Linked DNA regions of Homo sapiens: all the other regions are linked to region 3. A link is a loop called in an ENCODE intact Hi-C map of the cell type or tissue named here. Cell type or tissue: PC-9. All regions are shown on one strand. Links, peaks and the distances in the headings refer to the core of each region. The heading gives the core; the rest is flanking DNA.

Region 1 (6,978 bases), core at 2,208-4,707, 210 kb after region 3:
AGGCGTGAGCCACTGTGCCCGGCCGACAAAGTTCTTTACTTAAGGACAACTATGCACTAAAAGTCAAAACTGGTGTTTATTGTGTTCCCACCATAGCAGTCATTTTGTATAGGTAAAGTGATTGGATCTACATATTCCTCCATAATATTGCTCTATTATATACTAGTGATACACAGCCATATGCTACATAAAGACATTTCTGTCAATGATTCCACATTTAAAACCATGGTCCCATAAGATTATAGTGGAACATATACAGAAACCTGATACATGGCCCTTGATATTGGCATTGCAGATCAAGTAGGGGAAATGACTGACATTCAGTAATAATGCTGTGACATTTGGTATTTCATGTGAAAATATACATGTAAATAAAAATACATATAACATCTAGGTTTGTGTAAGTACATTCTATAATGTTTACACAATGACAGAATTGCCTAGTGACACATTTCTAAGAATGTATCCCCATCGTTAAGCAATGCATGACTGTAATTATACTAGACGTTCTGGTATGATTCATTCATCATTTCCAATGCTCACAATGGCTCTGCAAGGTAGACCTCATTAAACCCATTTTATCTCCATTTTACAGACAAGAAGATGTAGGCTCAGAGACAGTAAACAGCTCAAATTGACAGAACTGGGATTTAAACCCAGACTGTCTCCAAAGCTGACATTCTTTTTTTATCTACAACTCACTACTCCTTGGCTCTTGATTTTAAGTGTGTGTTAGGATCCTTGCAGTAAATCACAATATCTGTGTCATTCAAAATACACTTTAATTATCAACTATATTGGATTAAAGGGGAAAAAAGTACACTTTAATATTGACTATCACTGGCAAAGCTAAGTTTGGCAAGCAAATGAGTGGGTAGAGAGCAGAGGAGTGAATGGACTCCTGTCTCCAGGATGCCTTTTCCTTCCTGAAGATGATCTGAGCACACAAGGTCCCCAAGCTGGGCCACAGTCCAGACTAGAGTCTTCCCAGATACATGGGTCACTCTGACTATTCTTGCCTGGTGGGGCAACACGGGTCCCTCCTTAGCAGAAGTGACGCTGGGGAGGGCACCTGCTTCCTGCCGTCTTAAGGACAGTGACCCCGGCTCTGTCTCCCACTCTGCACTTGCACCTTACCTCGTCTTTGAAGAGGCGTGCTTGGTCCTCACAACCTGTCAGGGTCTGAACAAAGCCGAAGACCTTGGAAACCAAAGATGACATGTTGACCAGGGGACAGAGCTTAGGCATGTAGGGAGAGCTGGCCTCCACAGCCTAGGTGCTTCTGAGCTGTGCCAATGCTGCTTTTTCTCACCAGCCTAAAAGGATCCTAGGGTTTCTATGCTGGCAGATGTGCCAAGTTGGGCCCCTTGCTTCTGAGGCCTGGGACCGAAGCCTGCCTCTCCTGCTGGATTTCTGGCTGAAACAGCAGCACAGCCCCCGCCCCCTCTGCCATAATGGACCTATCAGGAAGGGTCTCAGTCAGCCCCTACTGGGCAGCTAGAAGGGACTGTGCACAGGACAGATGAGCAAGAGGTAGTGCCAGGAGTGGTACCGGGTTCTACCTGACCTGGGCCTTTCCACCAGGGTATGGTGAGAGGGAGGAGGAGAGGAAGAGAAGGATAAAGAAGGGCCCTCGCTCCTCACCTCATCGATGGTCCACTTGGCGACTGTCGAGGCTGAGATGCCCGCTACTCCTGGCAGGAGCTTGCAGTGCTGCTCCCAGCACACTGAGAGTGAGCGGTCAGGGTGGGCCGACAGGGCTGACATGAAGAGGGACTGGTGCACGACATCGGGCGTGAGGGCTGGAAAGCAGAGGCAGAGGCTGGCAGGCCAACGAGGATGACTAAACTGTTCCCGAAGCCCATGCATACCCACACCACTCAGGAGACTGGCTGGCAGAGTAGACAGGACTCCGGGCCCCTTCTGACAGCCTGTAGAGTCAAGAGGGTGAGCCGTATCTCCTGACTCCTCACACAGTGTTCACTCCTGCTGGTAAAGTGACTCTCTTAAAGACTCTCAGGTCAGCTATTCGGAATGACCCTCACCCCGTCTCTCTGAGGCTGCACCACCCTGGGCCCTGCAAGGATACTCTCTTGGAGCTGCTGCAGCATCTCTAAAGACATAATTTTCTAGATGCCAACCATCAAAAGGGTCCTTAACATCCAAACAAGCTCAGCCTTGATGTCAGAAGTCCACTCTGTTTACTCTTCTTCTCATGAGTCCTTCCGGGCCACGACCAACTTTCTCAGAGCCAGGGTGATTCTGCTTCAGAATCACAGTCCCCCTGACCAGGCTGAAGACCACCCCTCTGGCCACTGCCATTGCCTCAAGCTCCAGTTCCTCCCCTTCCTCCACCAGCCCGGTCTGTACTACTGCCTATGCCAGCACTAGAGGGTGATCCCTGACCCACTCCCCAGCTCCATGTTGCCTGTGGCTTTGCTTCCTGGTCTGCCTCTGGGATCACTGGCCCCAACCTCCTACCTCAAGCAGCTGTACTGAGCTGATGACCGATGCTGCTCAGCTTGGCCTCCCCCTTGGTGGGGCCTGGCACGTGCCAACTTGGACTTCATCCCCCTCTGGCTGCTTTGACAAACCTGGCCCCACTCACTGCTGTCAGCCTTGGCCGGCCTTGTGCAATGTGGCCACTTTCCCAAGGGGTTTTCCCAGCCTCTGTCCATGGTCCAGGAGCATTGGCTCTTTATTCTCCTGGTGCTAATTCCAGATGCTCATCAATGCAGCACCTCCAAGTGCCCTCTTGTCAAAGACCCTCCCTGTTGGTCACAGATTGTCCTGCCCTCTCTCCCTGAGTGTCAGCCTTTCAGCCTGGCTTTTCCACCTCCATTCACCCACAAAGCCTCTGGGATTCCATCCTCAGCCCTACCAACCACACTTCTGTGCCACTGCCTTCCTGCTGCTCTCTCTGTTCATCAGCGAAATCCTAATACCTGCCCATACCCCAGACAGCCCCATCTCCCTGCTCAGCCAGCTCCTCTCATGGCCCGTCTGGGGCACACTCAGCATCTCTCATGACAGCTAGCACCACTAGCACCTCATCTACCTGGCCACAGGTTTGGCCTCTGGTACACCCAGGTACTCCCTCTCTGAAACCCTGTATCTGGGTTTCATACCCTGGGGTGGGGTTTGGGAGACAACATCAAGTTTGTAGGGAGCTTTTCTCCTTATCTTTCTTCCCCAGAGCACAGGGAAGAGCACAGGCCAGGAGTGCTTACCAGCAGTTACAGTGTCTTATCTAACTGCAGACCATCCAGTTGCAGGTCAGACATGGCTCCTCAGTTCCTTCAGTAGCTGACACTCCTAGGCCTAAAGACTAAGCCCAGCCAAGCCCTGTCCTCTCCGGGCAGATCTTCCTATGGAATTGTTCACCAGCAAACCTCAGAGCCTACACTAAGGAGGTCTACCCACCAGTATGTAAGAAGTTGCCTCTGGAACAAAACCCAGAGTGACCAGTGGCTCTTCTGGGTGACAGGCCAGCTAGAAGAGCAGGGGTGCCCTGTGGAAGTGAGACCTGGGCAATGACCCCTGCTCTATCCTTGAAGTGCCTCAAGGATCTGGGTGAGCCCTTCTTTGCCAGTTCCGTGACATAGTCTCAGCCTCTGGAAAGATGTAGCTTCCCAAGAATTCTACAGCCTAATTCTGGGATGAACACAGTAGGCAAGTGCCCTCTGGTGGTCAGAACTTGGTCCTGCAGTGGACTTGACCATGGGTACCACAGATGGGTACAAGAGGTGCCCACTGCAGTTTGATCCTTAGGAGTCCTTACTCTGAGGGTCTAGGTGCTGGCCAAGACCCTCATCACTCAGGTCTGAGGCTGAAGAAACTGCTTCTGTTCCCACAAAGAGGAAACAGTATGAGATGACAGCAAGAGGAAGTGAGGCAAGAGACTCAGACTAATAATACTGGCAGGGAGCTGTGCTAAGCACCTCACATGGAACATCTCAGTTAAGCCTCTCACCACATCATACGGTGGGTACGATTATTATCAGCATTTTACAGATAAGGAAGGTGAGGCTCAGAGAGGAGTGTCACCCACCCAAGATCTCTCAGCCTGTAAAAGGTAGTCTGACTTCAGGGCTATGCTTTTTATCACTATGTTACTTACTGCCCAGGTTACAGAGACTGTTCTTGAAGAATTGGGACAGCTTGGGTCTCGCCAAGGTGCACTAAACCAGGTGATTTCTCAAGGTCTCTTTTAGCCTTAAAATGACATGCATTCCATTCAACTGAGGCGTCCCTGCTGTGCATCAGGCCCTGTACTAGTGGCTGAAGATGTAAGATGAATTCACCACCTAGGGGAGGGCTCAGCCACTATGCCCCTCCCGCTGAAGTATGTTATGGGCTAAAATGTGTCCCCGCAAAATTCATATGCTGAAGCCCTAACCCCCAGTGCCTCTGAATGGGACTGCATTTGGAAAAAGGGCCTTTAAAGAGTGATTAAGTTAAAATGAAGTCATTAGGATGGGCCCTAATCCAATTCAATTGGTATCCTTACAAGAAGAGACACTTTGGACACATCATGGGACCCCAGGAATGCTTGTGCACAGAAGAAAGACCATGTGAGAACACAGCAAGAAGGCAGCCATCTGCAAGCCAAGGAGGGAAGCTTCAGAAGAAATCAAGCCTGCCAACACCTTGATCTTGGACTTCTGGCCTCCAGAACTGTGGAAAATAAATTTCTATTGTGTAAGCCACCCAGTCTATGGTATTTTTGTTACAGCAGCAAGCACGCTAGTGCAAGGGGAGTGAGAAGTGAACTGACATTTGGGTTAGGTGCTTTATGTCTCTTATACCAGCAGCATGCAGCAGGAGGAGTCAGGCCAGATCCGAGTTGGAATGCCAGCTCTCCCCCTTACAAGGTGAATGACCTTGGGCAAGTGACATCACCCTCTGAGACTCACATTCCTCCTCTCACAGAAGAACAATATACATGTTAGAGAACTCTTGTGAGAGTTAGACACAGTATGTGTAAAGAACCTGGCATAGTGCCTGGCCCATAGTAGATGCTCAGTAAGCAGTGGTAGTAACCACTGTTATTTCAGGTATTGACAATGGAAAGGCAGGTTTTATCCAGTTACTCAAGTGAGAAAACTGAAGCTCAAAGATGTTAAGTGACTTGCTTAAGATCACACAGGTAGAAAGTGATGGCCATGGCCTCCTTCCCAGGAAGCCTAGAATCAGAGAAGAGCAGGAGCATCATCTTGCTGCACAGTGAGAACCAAAGGCCCCGAGAAGCTCTGTACCCTCCCCACAGACTCACAGCAAGGCCATGGGGGACATGAGATTGGAACCCAAGGTCACTCAAGGCCCCTCCACTGCTTTTGCCACTGCTCTGTGCTCTCAGTATCTCAAACGAAGAGGCACAGCCCTCCTTCTAGCTTCTCCCACTCTGGGAAATCTGTCTCATCCCACCAATGACAGAGCACTCGCTGTGAACACTCTGTGGTGGAGGACATAGGAGCAGATAACCCAGACTTACTCTGGAAATCTTCCTGCGGAATCTTTCGATACTTCGGAGGGCGTCCAATTCTGGAGAAAGACGGACCAGGTCCATGGCAGGGAATCAGTGTCTGGCCCAGTCCAAGAGGCTACAAGGCCCCACACCCCCAGGAAGCCCGGGCCCTGATTCCCTGGCCTCCATACCGGCCGTGATGGCGAGGCTTCTTCCTTGGGGAGAAGCCTGAGAGGTTCTTCTTGCGGGCTGAGGCCTCCGAGTCAGACAGCTCCGCTTTCAGCCGGCTCTGGTTCCTCTCAGCCAGTGGGCAGCCTGAGAGGCAATGGTGAGCTGTGAACTTGCCTGTGACATGGCCAGAGCCGTCGCAACCAGGAGTGGGGCACTTCCTGGGGAAGAAGAGACTTCAGTTGGGTTTAATCCACTGGTCCCCGCTGAGCCCTCCTCAGCCCTGGTCCCAGCTGGAGTGTGTTTTGGTGGACCCCAGTCGCCTGCATGCAGTAAGTGCAAAACAACGCTGAGGGTCTCTCACCAGGAACCTTCACTCACCGGTGGTGAAAGCTGTATTTGGAGGTCCTAGTGTGGGGCAGGCTCCTATAGCTGAGAGGGGGACAGCCCCCAGGGGAGGCAGAGCTGGGCTCTCTGGGTCCTAAAAGAGCAGAAAGGAGGCGGTCCTCATGGAGTCCTGGGGGTGGGGAGTGTGGGGCACGGAAGGAGCAGTTTCCACTGGGGAGATCAGCACTAGAAACCCACTCCCCAAGGATGAGGGCCCTGCGTTGGCTGTGACACCATTCTGTGTTACTGGATATCTGCCCCTCTCTGGGTAAGGAGGGCTTAGCTCTCATATGTTAATACTTTGCTGAAACCTGCAGGCTATGCCCTCAGTCTCTGAGAGAACTCTGGGGGAGAAGAGCCACTCAGAGCTGGTTGGGTGTAGCCATACCTTAGAAGCCACATCTGGCAGATTCATGTCACTCTCAGTTCTTTTTCTTGTTTTCATCCCCAAGACTTTGGTAACTTTTTTAAGGCTCTGCCTATGCTTGGAGAACATTCAAGAAGGATCAACACCCCATGTGAGACAAACACGGTTGCAGCAGGGAAATAAGGAAGGGAAATCCTAAGGGTGAAAATGGGGCTGAGCAGCCCAGTGACCTGAACTCTAACCCCTGCCTGCACAGACAATCAGAATTTACTTTAGGAAGCCATCATGTCCTTAGCAAACAGTGCACGCTCAGTGTGGCTCTGCTAGATGCTGAGAGAAATCCCTGGGTGCCTGACCACCTCTGAAGCACATGCAACCAAGTGAGCTTGCCCCTTTGCACCTCAACACCCCAAACCCCGACAACTGGGGTAGCCAGAAGCACTGCTTAGTGTAGCAGATGGTCCGGGGGTGGGGCAGATGGGGGATTCTGGAACTCATGGTAGGCATCAGAGCCCTCTGTGTCATATTTGGGCATGGGGAGTCAGAGCTCTGTAGGCAAACTATAGGATTGTCAGAACCTGGGGGGAAA
Region 2 (6,978 bases), core at 2,234-4,733, 460 kb before region 3:
CTGTGAACATAGCTGTCTGGGTCAGGACTGCTCTAGAGAAATGCTATCATGTGTCATGAAAGTTATACTTAACTAGGGTTAGGCCAGACAAATACTCAGTGTCATTTTAAAGAATCAGAGTGCTATAATTTTAGCTATTCCCTTTTATTTCTGATGTCATTTTGTTCATAGGTTTCTAGACCAACTGGGGAGATTCCCGTTAAAAAGTATGTATACTGAAACATAGATTTTAGATCATCTAGTTTCCAAAATTGTGTAATAGGATTTTGGCATCAAGTATGTGAACAGTTTATATTCTGTCATAGTACATATCCATTTTTGGTATCATTTCATTTGTTTCCCTTTAAGAAATAAAACCTATAGTCTCCAGTTATCTACACTGAAACTTCCTTTTTGAAATAAAAATTTGCTTTTTTTTTCTAACAGTAATGGTAACAGGTATACTTTTGATCCCACCTGTTTTTACTTTGCTCACTTTATTTTCTTTTTTAGTGTAAACAGGAACATCGATAAGTAGTGTAAAAACTTGCACAATGAAATCCGAAGCCAAGGATGGAGAGGAGGAGAGTCTACAGACTGCTTTCAAAAAATTAAGAGTGGATGCATCAGGGTAATTAAATATGTAATATATTATTTGGAATTATTTGTTTACTTATTTTAAATAGTCCCTTTTCCCTAAAAAGCTCTTCCTCTTTTAATATTTCTCATTATTGAAAGAAGATATAAATGCTAATAGTGCGACATTCTTCCAGATTCTGCACAGTATTGTTTTAGTTTAAAAAGAAAACCCTTTGGTTAAATTTGAAAAGTAGCAGTTCATTTGCCCTCCCAGGTTGGGTGTTTTGGTTTCGTTCACTTTGAGGAGGGCTTCCCCCCCACTTCTTTTTAATCAAAGATTATCAAGCGGTGTCCCACTAGGGATTTTATCATACATCTCAAGGGAATCACAGTATTTTTCACTAAAAGTGGGTTGGCTCAGTGGAAATCTATGAAGACATTGTAGATTTCATGGTCTGTGATTGCTCAGTCTATCACTATGGAAACCTCTATTCAGGAGGGTTCTGTCACTGAGATCAATAACCTTGGACCCTTTGGCCAAACTAATTAGAGCACCTGCATACCAGCTGCTCTCTGAATGTTAGTATTTCACCCTTTGCAAAATGTTCTGTGTAAGACTCTTCTCACACCAATTCTTTCTCCCAGGCCAAAATAAATCAACATTTTTAATGGATATAAGAATTTCTTTTCATAAATGGAAACTAAACACTGGAAGCTCAGAGTAGAACACCCACAAGTAATAATCATCATCATTAAAGTTTATTATTCACTTCCTGTGCCCTCAACACTGGGTTAAGTACTTTGTGCGCATTATTTAATTCTCACTACACCTTAGGACATGGGTACTACTGTCATTTCAGTTTACAGATGAGACTCACACAAATTAAATTACTTGCTAAAAGTCACATTGGTAGGACGTTGCAGAGCCAGGATTTGAACCTAGATAGCCTGTCTCCAGAACCTCTGCTCTTTTTTTTTTTTTTTTTTTTTTTTGAGACGGATTCTGGCCCTGTCGCCCAGGCTGGAGTGCAGTGGCGCAATCTCAGCTCACTGCAAGCTCCGCCTCCCGGGTTCACGCCATTCTCCTGCCTCAGCCTCCCGAGTAGCTGGGACTACAGGCGGCCACAACCACACCTGGCTGATTTTTTGTATTTTTAGTAGAGACGGGGTTTCACTGTGTTAGCCAGGATGGTCTTGATCTCCTGACCTGGTGATCCACCCACCTCGGCCTCCCAAAGTGCTGGGATTACAGGCGAGAGCCACTGCGTCTGGCCCAGAACCTCTGCTCTTAACCATCCTTTATGTGGTACCTTGAAGGCGATAGGAAGAAATGCATGCAGTACCTAGCACAAAGTGAAAACTAGATGTTAGTTGTTGTTACAGCCACCTGCCTATTGCTAGTACTATTTTTGGGCTATCAAATGAGAAGATTTATGCTGATAGATTTGCACAGTAGATGTTATAGGTGCTCATATTTGCTTCCATGTTACTTCAAAAACATATCTTTCCTCCTGATGGTTTTCTAATATGGTCAACTTGCCAGTTCATATCAGTACTTTGATAAATTGTCTTGGGAAACAGAAGCAAAGCAGAGAAGCAGAGAGTTCCAGATTGTGGCTGCAGTGTATCCTTTGTGATTTCTTATATAGGAATAATTTTTTTATATCAGGAAAATACTAGGAATGTGTACCCACAATTATACATACAAATCTCTTAGTGTGTAATTTTGTATAAGTAACTCTTGATACACGGACTTCTTTCCTGATGTTTTAAGAAGTTGAAATGTAAAATAAAGCCAGGCCGGGCATGATGGCTCATGCTTGTAATTCCAGCACTTTGGGAGGCCAAGGTGAGCACATCACTTGAGCTCAGGAGTTTGAGACCAGCCTCGGCAACATGGTGAAACCCGTCTGCAAAAAAACAAAGAATTAGCTAGGCATGGTGGTGCGTGCCTGTAGTCCCAGCTGCTCTGTAGGCTGAGGTAGGAGGATCACTTGAGCCCGGGAGCTGGACGTTGGAGTGAGCTGAGATCATGCCACTGCACTCCGGCCTGCGCAACAGAGCGAGACCCTGTCTCAAAAAAAAAAAAAGTAAAATTAAGCCATTTTGGTATCCCTAAAAATTACTTGGAACATTATTTAAAAATTTTTCAAAATATATGGTCAAAAATTATGTATTTGTAAAACCACATGCTGCATGTTCTCACTTAGAAGTGGGGGCTAAACATTGAACACACGTGGACATGGGAACAATAGACACCGCTGACTACTGGCGTGGGGAGGGCAGGAGCGGAATGTGGGTGGAAAACCTACCTATAGGGTACTGTGTTCACTACCTGGGTCCAGTATACCCATGAACAATCCTGTGTATGTACCACCTGTATCTAAAGTAAAAGCTGAAATGAAAAAAAATTATATATTTGTAGCATGTATTCTGCCTTGAGTAAAATTATATTTGTAGCATATATTCTGCCTTGAGTAAAATTATAAGAAGGGAAGGAGAATATTTGAGAAAATGAAATAAGAGAAGGGGTGAGTCATTAGCATGACTAAGCAGAATAAGACTTGTGTAGTAGTGTATCATACATTCTAGTTGTTTTATATTGTTGCCAGTTTACAAATGGGATATCTGAGGATTGACTCATAAACTAACCAGGCCTTGCCAGGAATTTAGCATGATCCTGTTCAACAGGTTTTCCTTAGTGGTATTTGTCTTATTAGGACAAATCTCTATATATTTATTACAAAACAATATCCTATTTATCTGATTGTAACATAATACATGCTTATTATAGAAAAATTTACAAAAACAAAACAGGATAAAAACAGAAGTAAAAATCACAGTTTACCGTAACCACTGTTAACATCTAGACCACTGGTTCATGATAGCCTATACTTATTTTACATAGTTGAGATCATAATATATGTATAGGTGTTTAACCATGCTGCTTTCTCCTTATAAGCATTCCCCCATATCATTAAAAGTTCTTTGTACACTTAATTTCTAATAATTTCCCAACATTTTGCCATATAGATATGCCATAATTTAGAAATACAGTATTTTTTTTCTATTAGATATTTAGGTTATTCCCAGTTACTTTTTACTTTCAATTATGTTTTGTTGAACATCCTTTCATTTTAGTAGATTAATGTCGCTTTCTAAAGAATTTTTGTCAACACCATAGCATGTATAGTAGGAGGGGTGTGTGTGTGTGTGTGTGTGTGTGTGTGTGTGTGTGAAAAAAGTCTGGAAGGATTTCCACCAATGTTTGATGTTGGTAGTCTCTGGGTTGTGAGGTATGGATGATTCTGTTTTTCTTGCTTTTAGATTTTTTCACGTTCTTTACTGGGAACCCATATTATCTGTATAATTTTAAACCGCAAGGATTTAACTCTGAGTAATATTTCAAGTTCATTTGTTGCAAAAGTTAGAATATTTTTCTAAAAGTTGCATAATATTTGAAAATGTATTCAGTGTTAAGTTAGATGGAGTCTCCTAAACTAAGTTTAGTTCCATGACTCTGGTTTGCCCGCATAAGATAAATGGTCAGTGTCATTAGCATTCTCTGGCCATAAGGCCTGATCTGCCCCAGGGAAACAGCCTGAAAGTCTATTTATATCCTGCTGCTGGGTACACTTACCAGTCATTCTTTGGCTTATGATTTTGCAGCCATGGGCTTTTAGGGATACTCTAGATTTGGTTTTGAAGGAAAATTTACATTAAAAGCTGAGCAATTTTTGAGAAACCCAAACTAGAAAAAAAAATGTATTGATAAAAGTTGTATTTGAGCTAGTGAGAACAATATGTTCTCCTCATTTTACAGTTTTTTGTAGCTGTAAACTTTGTTCTTGTCTTCAGGTCTGTAGCATCTCTGTCTGTTGGAGAAGGCACAGGTGTCAGAGCACCAGTCAGAACAGCAACAGATGATACCAAACCTAAAACCACATGTGCATCTAAAGACAGTTGGCACGGGTAAGAGCTTCTTATTGAGATGATTTTTATTCCAATATTATAATAGTATTGGATTTTCCTTTCTGAGTGTCCAGAAAAGAGTTAGGTTATGATATAGAACCTAAGACCCAATGATTAGATGAGGACCTATTCCTTCTTTTGCTGAATTTGCTGAGACTTTTTTTTGGCCTGGTCCATAGTCAATTTTTACAAATATTCTATGTCTGTTTGAGAAGATTGGGACTTCTCTAATTATTCTTGGGTTCTCTGTCCATTAAGTCAGGCTTTTAAATGTGTTATTGGAACCTTTTTTTCAATTTTTTGGTCAACTTGACTTACAAATAATAGAGATGTATGTTGAAATCTACCCCATGGAAGTGTATTTGTCTATTTTCCCTTTAAATTCTATGTTTTTGCTTTATGTATCTTGAGGTTATTTTGTTGGATTTATATAGCATAGGTTTAGAATGTTTTCTTTCTGGTGAATTGAAACTTTTATTATGTAGTGACATTCTTAATCCCTCATAATGGCTTTTGTCTTAAAGTTTTCTTCTAGTTAGTGTTTCGCTTGTGTGTCTTTTTCTATTCTTTTTTTTTTCTTAAGATGGAATCTTGTTCTTGCTCTGTCACACAGACTGGAGTGCAGTGTCACAATCTCAGCTCACTGCACCCTCCGCCTCCCCGGTTTAAGCAGTTCTGCCTTGGCCTCCCAGGTACCTGGGGTTACGCAGGTGCCCGCCACCATGCCCGGGTAATTTTAGTATTTTTAGTAGAGACAGAATTTCATCATGTTGGCCAAGCTGGTCTCAAACCCCTGACCTCAGGTGATCCACCCACCTCGGCTTCCCAAAGTGCTAGGATTACAGGTGTGAGCCACCACACCCAGCCTACTAGTCTTTCAAGCGTTCTGTGTTCTTGTATTTTAGCTGTGTTTCATATAAATAGCATATGACTAGGTTTTATTTTTTTCTGTTTTATTCAATGTGATCAGTTTGTTTTTAACTGCTGAGTTTAGTGCATTTACATTTATTTGATTATTGGTATCTTCAGAAGTGATTCTGTCATTTTACTTTATTTGTCCTGCTTTTTTCTATTTTTTTCCCACCTTACCTCTCCTCCTTTCCTTTCCAATTGTTTAAACACAATTGTTTTCAAGGATTTTGTTTGTTCTTTTCCTCTAGTGGTTTGGAAATGGCACACTTTGTTTCTATTCTTTCAGTAGTTGTTAGCCTTGATTTTACCATGCATGCTTTTAACAAAGACAAAAATTAATGGTAATTTAGCCCTTCTCCTTAGAAACCCTTTCCTCTGATCTCCTGACTTCCATGATATAGTTGCCCAATATTTTAGTCGTTACTTAATCTCACAGACTAGGTTTTATTATTATTTAAGCAGACAGTGTTTATTTAGATTTTTCTGTTTGCTTATATCTTCTTTCCTCACCATGCTTTCACCTCAGACCTCCCATATACAATCACTTACTTTTTTCCTAAAGTAGTTTCTTTAGTGAAGGTTTATTATTAGTAAATAGGACCTCTGCATTGTATAACTCCATATAAATACATTTGAAAGGGCCCCCGATGTTAAATACCATCAGGTCCTATTGGTAAATAACAATCATCTGTATCCATGGGGGATCAATTCCAGGTCCTCCCCACTCACACGCCCCTCTCAATACCAAAATCTGAGGATGCTTATGTCTGTTAGACAGAATGGTATAGTGTTTGCATACAACCTATGCTCATTCTCCTGTATACTTTAAACCATCTCTAGAGTACTTATAATACCTACCACAATGCTTACACAGCACTTCACTCACACAGACTCAGCATAGTGCTTAGAGCACAGCAAATTCAAGGTTTGCTTTTTGGAACTTGGTGGAAGGGGTATTTTCAGTCTGCTGCTGGTTGAATCCACAAGTGTAGAATCCGTGGATACAGAAGACTGTACTTTGCTTTCATTTATCTGAAAATGTCTTTATTTCTTCCTTGGTTTTGAAAGATAGAGTTGATATAGTTGACATTATATTTCTAGATTGACAGTTATTTTCTCTTAGCACTTAAATTAGGTACAGTTCATTGTCTTCTGGTTTCGTTACATTGGTATTGAAAAGCATACCTTCAATCCAATTGTTATTAATTTGGAAATAATCTTTCTAGTCTCTGGCTGCTTTTAAGATCTTCCTGTTGTCTTTGCTATTCTATAGTTTTGCTACAGAGTGTCTCTTATGTGGATTTCTTTTTATCCTGCTCCAGTGTATTTCCTGTGTTCATAGATTCTCTTATCAATTCAGAAAATTTCTTGGTCATTATGTCTATAAAAATCACTTGTCCTCTGTTCTCTGTATTCGTTTCTTCAGAAATTCCAGACTTACTCTGTCATCTCTCTTAACTTTTACATTTTTTCCAAATCCTTGTCTCTGTACTGCCTTTTAGGTCAGAGGTTGACAAACTTTTTTTGTAAAGCACC
Region 3 (6,978 bases), core at 2,246-4,745:
AGCTTCAGGGATGCTGATTCTGTAGGTCCAGGAAGGCCCCAAACTCTACACTGTTAACAAGCACCCAGGTAATTTAGAAGGGAGTGTGTCCCAGAGCTCGTTTGAGGATCTCTGGACTAAGATGAGTCCAGGCAAACCCGAATCCCCAGGGAGAGCCGCCCAGCGCCACCCCAGCCGCCCGCGTGGGAAGTGGCCGGGAGCCGCAAGCCGGGGCCGTGCTGCCCTCTGGTGGTGCATAGCGGCACTGCAGCCTCTGGGCTCCCTGAAGGAACACCGGCCGCCGGCGCCCCAAGGGCTGTGGTGTCCCGGTGGCCCACGTCGGCCTAGGTCAGCGCACCTGGATTCCAGTCCCTGACCCTCCAGAGACCTCCCCAAGACTTTTTTTTTCTTCATAAATGGAAGATAATCAACGTTTCCCAAACTTCAGTTCTTTGGGTACCACCTTCATCATCTTGCCCATCTCATTTATACATGCTATTCTTTACTTAATTTTTCTCTGAATTGCCGGGTGTGGTGGTGGCTGTCTCCTGTAGTCCCAGCTATTCAGAAGGCTGAGGCAGGAGGATGGATCGCTTGAGCCCAAGAGTTGGAGGCTGCAGGGAGCTATGATCACCCACTGCACTTCAACTTGGGCAACAGAGCGAGACCCTGTCTCAAAAAAAAATTTTTAATAAACGTATTTATGTATTATAATTCATGTTAAGAGAGAAATGAATACCCACAGTAAACAGAGGTGGATTTCACTTGCCATAAATGGTGGGCTGGGGGAGAGGAGGGGACATGGTGGGGAGGGGATGAAAACAAAACCAGGATTACCAAGATTTTCATAAATAAAAAGACTGTCATTTTACAAACAAAACAAACAAGGGCTTTCCTAAGTGGTGAAACTATAAAGAACAGCAAAGAAATTAGCGTTATAAAAATTAGGATAGCCAGGCACAGTGGCTCACGCCTGTAAATCCCAGCACTTTGGGAGGCCGAGGTGGGCGGATCACTTGAGGTCAGAATATTGAGACCTGCCTGACCAACATGGTGAAACCCTGTCTCTACTAAAAATACAAAAATTAGCCCAGTGTAGTGGTGCACGCCTGTAGTCCCAGCTACTCGGGAGGCTGAGGCAGAAGAATCGCTTGAACCCGGGAGGCAGAGGTTACAGTGAGCTGAGACTGTGCCACTGCACTCCAGCCTGGGCGGCAGAGAGAGACTCCATCTCAAAAAAAAAAAAAAAAAAGATAGTGCTTTTCTCTGGGGATCAGGAGGCTGTCATGGGAAGAGATGGTGGGGGCCCCAGGGAACCCAGTTCTCCTTCTTTGTGTAGGATATTTTTACAGTCCTGTGTTAACCTGCACATATGAGCTTTATGCATTTTTTCCTGCATTTTATGTGTCACAATAAAACATGTTATAGAAACAAAAAGTAACCAGTGAAATACAAGTAATTTACAAAGGCACACATGAAAACAGGAGAGATGAGGCTAGGCGCAGTGGCTCACGCCTATAATCCCAACACTTTGGGAGGTCAAGGCAAGAGGATTGGTTGAGCCCAGAAATCTGAGACCAGCCTGAGCAACATAGCAACATCTTGTCTCTACAAAATATCATTTAAAAATTAGCCAGGCATGGTGGCATGCATCTGTAGTCCCAGCTACTCAGGAGGGTTGCTTAAGGCAGGAGGATTGCTTAAGCTCAGGAGTTTGAGGCTGTAGTTAGCTATGATTGCACCACTGCACTCCTGCCTGGGCAACAGAGTAAGACTCTGTTTCTTAAAATAAAAGAGGGGGTGACACTGAGCAGCAGGTCAGGGGTGACACAGCTGCTCAGGGGACAGTTTCAGGGGTTAAATATCCCAGAAACAGAGTGACCATCCAGGGGGTCCTGTGTGAGAGGCAGCTCCAGGCAGCAGCCCTCCCCCCACCCCCACGCTCCTTTCTTCTTCCCTACCCTCCCCTGAGCTCCCTGTATGGAAGCTCAAAGCTCAGAGTGGATTTCTGGAGGCCAGGATGGTGGGGTGAAAACAGCAGGAACCCACTCTTGGGGGACTATGAGCACCCCAATCACCAGGCGGGTGGGGAAAATTGAGCCCCTTTCAGTTCAGTTATGAGTCCCAGAGACATTCATGGCTATTTACTGCTAGCATCCGTTCTGATTCGTTGATGCCTGTGCCATTCAGTTGTCAAATATGTTTATGATCAGCCCCGCTAAGATGCATTAAAACACATGTGTATTAGTCCATTCTCACACTGCTATAAAGAACTACCTGAGACTGGGTAATTTATAAAGAAAAGAGGTTTAGGCCAGGCGTAGTGGCTCACGCCTGTAATCTCAGCACTTTAGGGGGCCGACGTGGGCGGATCACCTGAGCTCGGGAGTTCCAGACCAGCCTGACCAACATGGAGAAACCCTGTCTCTACTAAAAATAAAAAAAAATAAAAATAAATTAGCCAGGCGTGGTGGCGCATGCCTGTAATCCCAGCTACTCGGGAGGCTGACGCAGGAGAATCACTTGAACCCGAGAGGCGGAGGTTGCAGTGACCCCAGATTGTGCCATTGCACTCCAGCCTGGGCAACAAGAGCGAAACTCTGTCTAAAAAAAAAAAAAAAAGAAAGAAAGAAAGACAGAAAAGAGGTTTAATTGACTCACAGTTGCCCAGACTGTACAGGAAGCATGGCTGAAAGGCCTCAGGAAACTTACAATCATGGCAGAAGGCAGAGGGGAAGCAGGCACATCTTCACAATGGCAGAGCCGGAGAGAGAGCGCATGAAGGGGGAAGTGCCGCACACTTTTAAACCATCAGATCGCATGAGCACTCACTCCCTACCACGAGAACGCAAGGGGGAAATCCACGTCCACGATCCAACCACCTCCCACTAGAGCCCTCCTCCAATTTGACATGAGATTTGGGCAGGGACACAAACCCAAACCATATCAATATGTAATTACTGAAATTAAAACTGTCCACCAAAACACCATGAAATGTCACTCACATACCTCCAGTGGGGCACAGTGGGGCACGCAGTGCATTTTAGGACGTGGTAGGCATTACCTGGCCCTGCACAGGGCGACTCTAAGAACTAAACGGGCACTCCACAAGTGCTGAGCCCCACACAAAGTGTTAACGTGGTTAACACGACAGCCTTCCAGGAAGCTGGGAGCTGGGATATCCCCAGCACGGAGGACAATGCTGAAACAGACCCACAGGGCGCAGGGGCTCCCATGGGAACTCACAAGTGCTCTGCAGTTTGCCTGTCTCTCCTGCCTAAACAAGGAGCAGCTGGGGAAACTCAGGCTTGGCCAAAGCACCAACCATTCCCTCTCTCCCTCCACCACCTCCCCACCTTTTTTTTTTCCCTTCATTTTTCTCCTCTGTCTTCCAAGGAATTCAGAGTGCAGGTCTCACTATGAGTTCCCAGGCGAACCCACCTCTCCCGACTTCCTAAACTGTGAAAGGAAAATAAAACTTGGGACTCCAATTCACTCTACCCAAAGGAAAAAAATTAAGCTGAAAGCTGAGTCATGCAAGAAAACGCCTTCCCTTTTGTGCCTAAGCAGATAGGTAGAGATAAAAGGCCAGATATCTCCAATTACTCTGGTTCACCTTATCTTACTTAAAGTGCCAATTTACTGAGTGCTAGATGAATACATAATTGACGAGTCCCCCATCTACTCCTTTTCTCTTGCAACATGTGAATTCAGTAATATGACCACACCCTCCCTCGTTTCCCTCCAGCCTGCTTTTCCCCTTTAAGTACTGACACCCTCAAAATCATCTTTGTAGAAAGGCACAGACTGTTTCTGTGATTCTGTGTTCTGTTCTTCTGGGCATGTCCTTAACTTCGGCAAAATAAACTTCTCAATTGATTGAGGCCTGTCTCAAATACTTTTAGGTTTACAAAGCCCACTCCCATTTTTACTAAATGTGTGTCCACACATTTGGGAACAAAAGACACTGGGGACTCTAAAAGCAAGGAGGAGTCGGGCACGGTGGTGACTCTCGACTGTAATCCCAGCACTTTGGGAGGCCAAGGCAGGTGGATCACCTGAGGTCACTTCAAGACCAGCCTGGCCAGCGTGATGAAACCTCATCTCTACTAAAAATACAAAACTTAGCCGGGAGTGGTGGTCACGCCTGTAGTCCCAGCTACTCCGGAGGCTGAAGCACAAGAATCGCTTGAACCCAGGAGGCGGAGGTTGCAGTGGGCTGAGACCGTGCCACTGCACTCCAGCCTGGGAGACAGAGCAAGACCCTGTCTCCAAAATAAATAAAAAGCAAGGAGGGAAGGAGAGGGGCAGGGGTTGAAAAATTACCTATCGGGTCCTATGTTCGCTGTTTGGGTATTAACAGAAGCCCAAACCCATATCACACAATATATACCCACGGAACAAACCTGCCCACACACCCCCCCCGAATCTAAAATTAAGAACATTAAAATAAATCAATATGTGTCCACACACAGAGAGGCAGCCTGGAAGACTAGACGCCAACACATTCTTTTCTTCTTCATACAATGTTTGCATTTTCCGACTTCTTTTTACAACAAAGTCTGAAAATGAGAAGCGACCACGCAGCTGTGTGTGCAGGCAATAAAGCACGGTGTTGAGCAGGAAGCCCTCCTATGAGAAGAAGGAAGTCAGGGGCTGAGTCCTCATGGTGCCCTTCAATTGCTAAATGACCTTAGGCAAGTCCTTACCCTGTCTGGGCTTCAGTTTCCCCATCTGTTCTTTAACTCAAGCCCCCCTCCACCCATCTTTCCACCCTGCCGTGGGCCCTGGAAGGTTGGCCCCTGTGGACTGCATCACCCACACATCGTTGCTGGCTGGCTTCCAGGTTTCGGATGCTGGGAGGAGAGAGAGAAGTAGGGATATTTCTTCCTGCTTCCTTCCTTCTTCAGGTCTCATTCTGGGCAGTGGCTTAGTCCCTCAACCCCAGCTCTTGCTGGGTGGTTCTACTTTCTGTCTCCAGCTGTCAATGGACTTCAACAGCATAATCCCCTACCCCACCCCGGCAGGCTTCCCCTTGCTGCTGGTGCCTGGGAGCCTCTGCAGCCTTGGTTGGGGCTCTTTGCCCCGCCCACCTCTCCATAATAGTCCATGAAATCCATCTGAGTAGGATTCTGTTCTTCGCTGGAACTTCAAGCAATACAAGGAATGAGTAAAAATACTCGTATAAATACTATGGAATGAGTATAAATTTCCCAGACTATATCTTCAGGGATAAAAACCTATTACTTTCTCTATTTCTGCATATTTAATTTATCTGAGTTTTTGATTTTTTTTTTTTTTTTGGTCACTCTGTTGCCCAGGCTGAAGCGCAGTGGTGTGATCTCAGCTAACTGCAACCTCTGCCTCCCAGGTTCAAGTGATTCTCCTGTCTCAGCCTCCCGAGTAGCTGGGACTACAGGCACGAGCCACCGCTCCCAGCTAATTTTTGTATTTTTAGTAGAGACAGGGTTTCACCATGTTGGCCAGGCTGGTCTCAAACTCCTGACCTCAAGTGACCCACCCACCTTGGCCTCCCAAAGTGCTGGAATTACAGGCATGAGCCATCGCCCCGGCTTATCTGAGCTTTTAAGCTCCCATTTCCACTGAAGGTGGGAAACAGTTGCAAACATGAAGTACAGCAGCCACTTCACTCCACTGTTCTTTAGGTAAACACTCACTGAATTCAGATTTCAGACACGCATCCGGCATGCATACACACACACACACACACACACACACACTCCACCCAGAGGTGGTGCAGCTGGTGTGGGGAGGGGCTTACCTACCACTCCAGCATCTGGGGTGAGTCGCCTGGCTGGGAGGGTTCCTCGCTGACCTCGCTGGAGTCTGAGTCACCCCAGTCCCCACTGCCTCTGCAGAGGTGACTATAGGTCTGCCATGGTCCCTGATCACCCATTCCTGGGAGCCTGAGCCCCCCCAGGACAGTCATCCACCCCAGCTACGTGCACGCTCTCTCCAGGGGTGTGAGAACTCTAATCTGCTCCCTCACACTGTGCAGGATCCCAGATCCCCAGGAGGCTGTCCTGAGGCCACTGCATTCCAACACCTCCCTTTGCCACTGCTGCTCCACCAAAGTGGGCTTCTCTGTGAGTCTTCCGGGATCCCTACAACCTTAACATGGGTTTCTATCCTCTGAGGGATGGGGTGCTGGACTCATTCTTGGGGACCCAGTAACTCCTATCCCTAACCACACCTCCTCCATCTGCTCTTTTCCGAATCATCTCCTTTTGGGCAAGGGAACATTCTTCACTGTCACTCATTCTTCCCCACCCTGTGCTTCACGGTGTAAGTCACAAGCTCTGGGTCCCCATGGCTTTGTGTGTGCTGTGCCAAGCCAAGCTTAGGAAACTAAAAACACAGAAAACCTGCTGCAGCCTCCGCCTTCCGCGTACAAGCCATTCTCCTGCCTCAGCCTCCTGAGTAGCTGTGACTATAGGCGCACGCCACCATTCCAGGCTAGTTTTTGTATTTTTAGTAAGAGATGGGGTTTTGCCATGTTGGCCAGGCTGCTCTCGAACTCCTGACCTCAGGTGATCCACCCATCTCGGCCTCCCAAATGGCCGTGGTGAGCCACCATGCCCGGCAACACTCTAAAATTTGACTCTCATTTCACAGGCTTCTCTGGGGTCCTCCCTTCCCTGGGATCTAAGCCTTGAGATCTACTTTTAATAATAGTGATGACCTTCAGTGGCTCTTCCAGCTGTGATCAGCTCTAAATCATTCATTTATTCAAAACAAATACTTCTTGAGCACCTGCTATGCACCAGGTGCTGTGCTGGGCACTGGAGATACAGCAATGAATTGAAAAAGACAAGGTGCATGCTTCTGGGGACTGATAGTCTACTGGGGGAGGCAGGCATTCATCAGAAAATAGAAAGAAATAAATGTAAAATGACAGTTGTCATATAATGCTATGAAGGAAAGGCATGTGAGGCTACGAGGGTAAAGAATAGAGGAATTTAATTGAGTCAGAGAGTT

The links. Hi-C counts contacts between places; a loop is a spot of excess contacts. Peaks named below come from ENCODE experiments on the same cell type or tissue, not always from the same donor. Only the 100,000 strongest peaks of a DNase experiment are listed, where the experiment ranks them.
Region 1: it touches region 3 in a loop (9-fold over the local background); 7 of 110 quality-filtered maps call a loop at or near these places.
Region 2: it touches region 3 in a loop (15-fold over the local background); 14 of 110 quality-filtered maps call a loop at or near these places.

What each region holds. Positions count from the first base shown.
Region 1 is chr20:43,534,975-43,541,952 of GRCh38, reverse strand. L3MBTL1 (L3MBTL histone methyl-lysine binding protein 1) reads right to left here. Exons shown (of 22, transcript NM_001377303.1): 17 at 6,017-6,116; 18 at 5,659-5,856; 19 at 5,495-5,544; 20 at 1,645-1,802; 21 at 1,138-1,200; 22 at 58-1,019. The coding sequence ends at 825. Among named protein-coding and RNA genes, the nearest start is that of SGK2, 21 kb to the left of the region's middle. In PC-9, for the core only: CTCF peaks have their summits at 3,483 and 3,683 (motif pointing left); a DNase peak (open chromatin) is centred at 3,682.
Region 2 is chr20:44,200,513-44,207,490 of GRCh38, reverse strand. OSER1 (oxidative stress responsive serine rich 1) reads left to right here. Exons shown (of 4, transcript NM_016470.8): 2 at 493-610; 3 at 4,417-4,530. The coding sequence starts at 534. Among named protein-coding and RNA genes, the nearest start is that of OSER1, 6.8 kb to the left of the region's middle. RefSeq lists an enhancer at 2,562-3,761. In PC-9, for the core only: no CTCF peak of the experiment used is centred there; a DNase peak (open chromatin) is centred at 3,190; H3K4me3 peaks cover 1,634 bases; H3K27ac peaks cover 2,500 bases.
Region 3 is chr20:43,743,176-43,750,153 of GRCh38, reverse strand. The region is part of intron 1 of LOC101927200 (a long non-coding RNA gene); the gene reads right to left. Among named protein-coding and RNA genes, the nearest start is that of GTSF1L, 20 kb to the right of the region's middle. RefSeq lists a silencer at 131-290 and an enhancer at 3,666-4,485. In PC-9, for the core only: no CTCF peak of the experiment used is centred there; a DNase peak (open chromatin) is centred at 3,623; H3K27ac peaks cover 1,356 bases.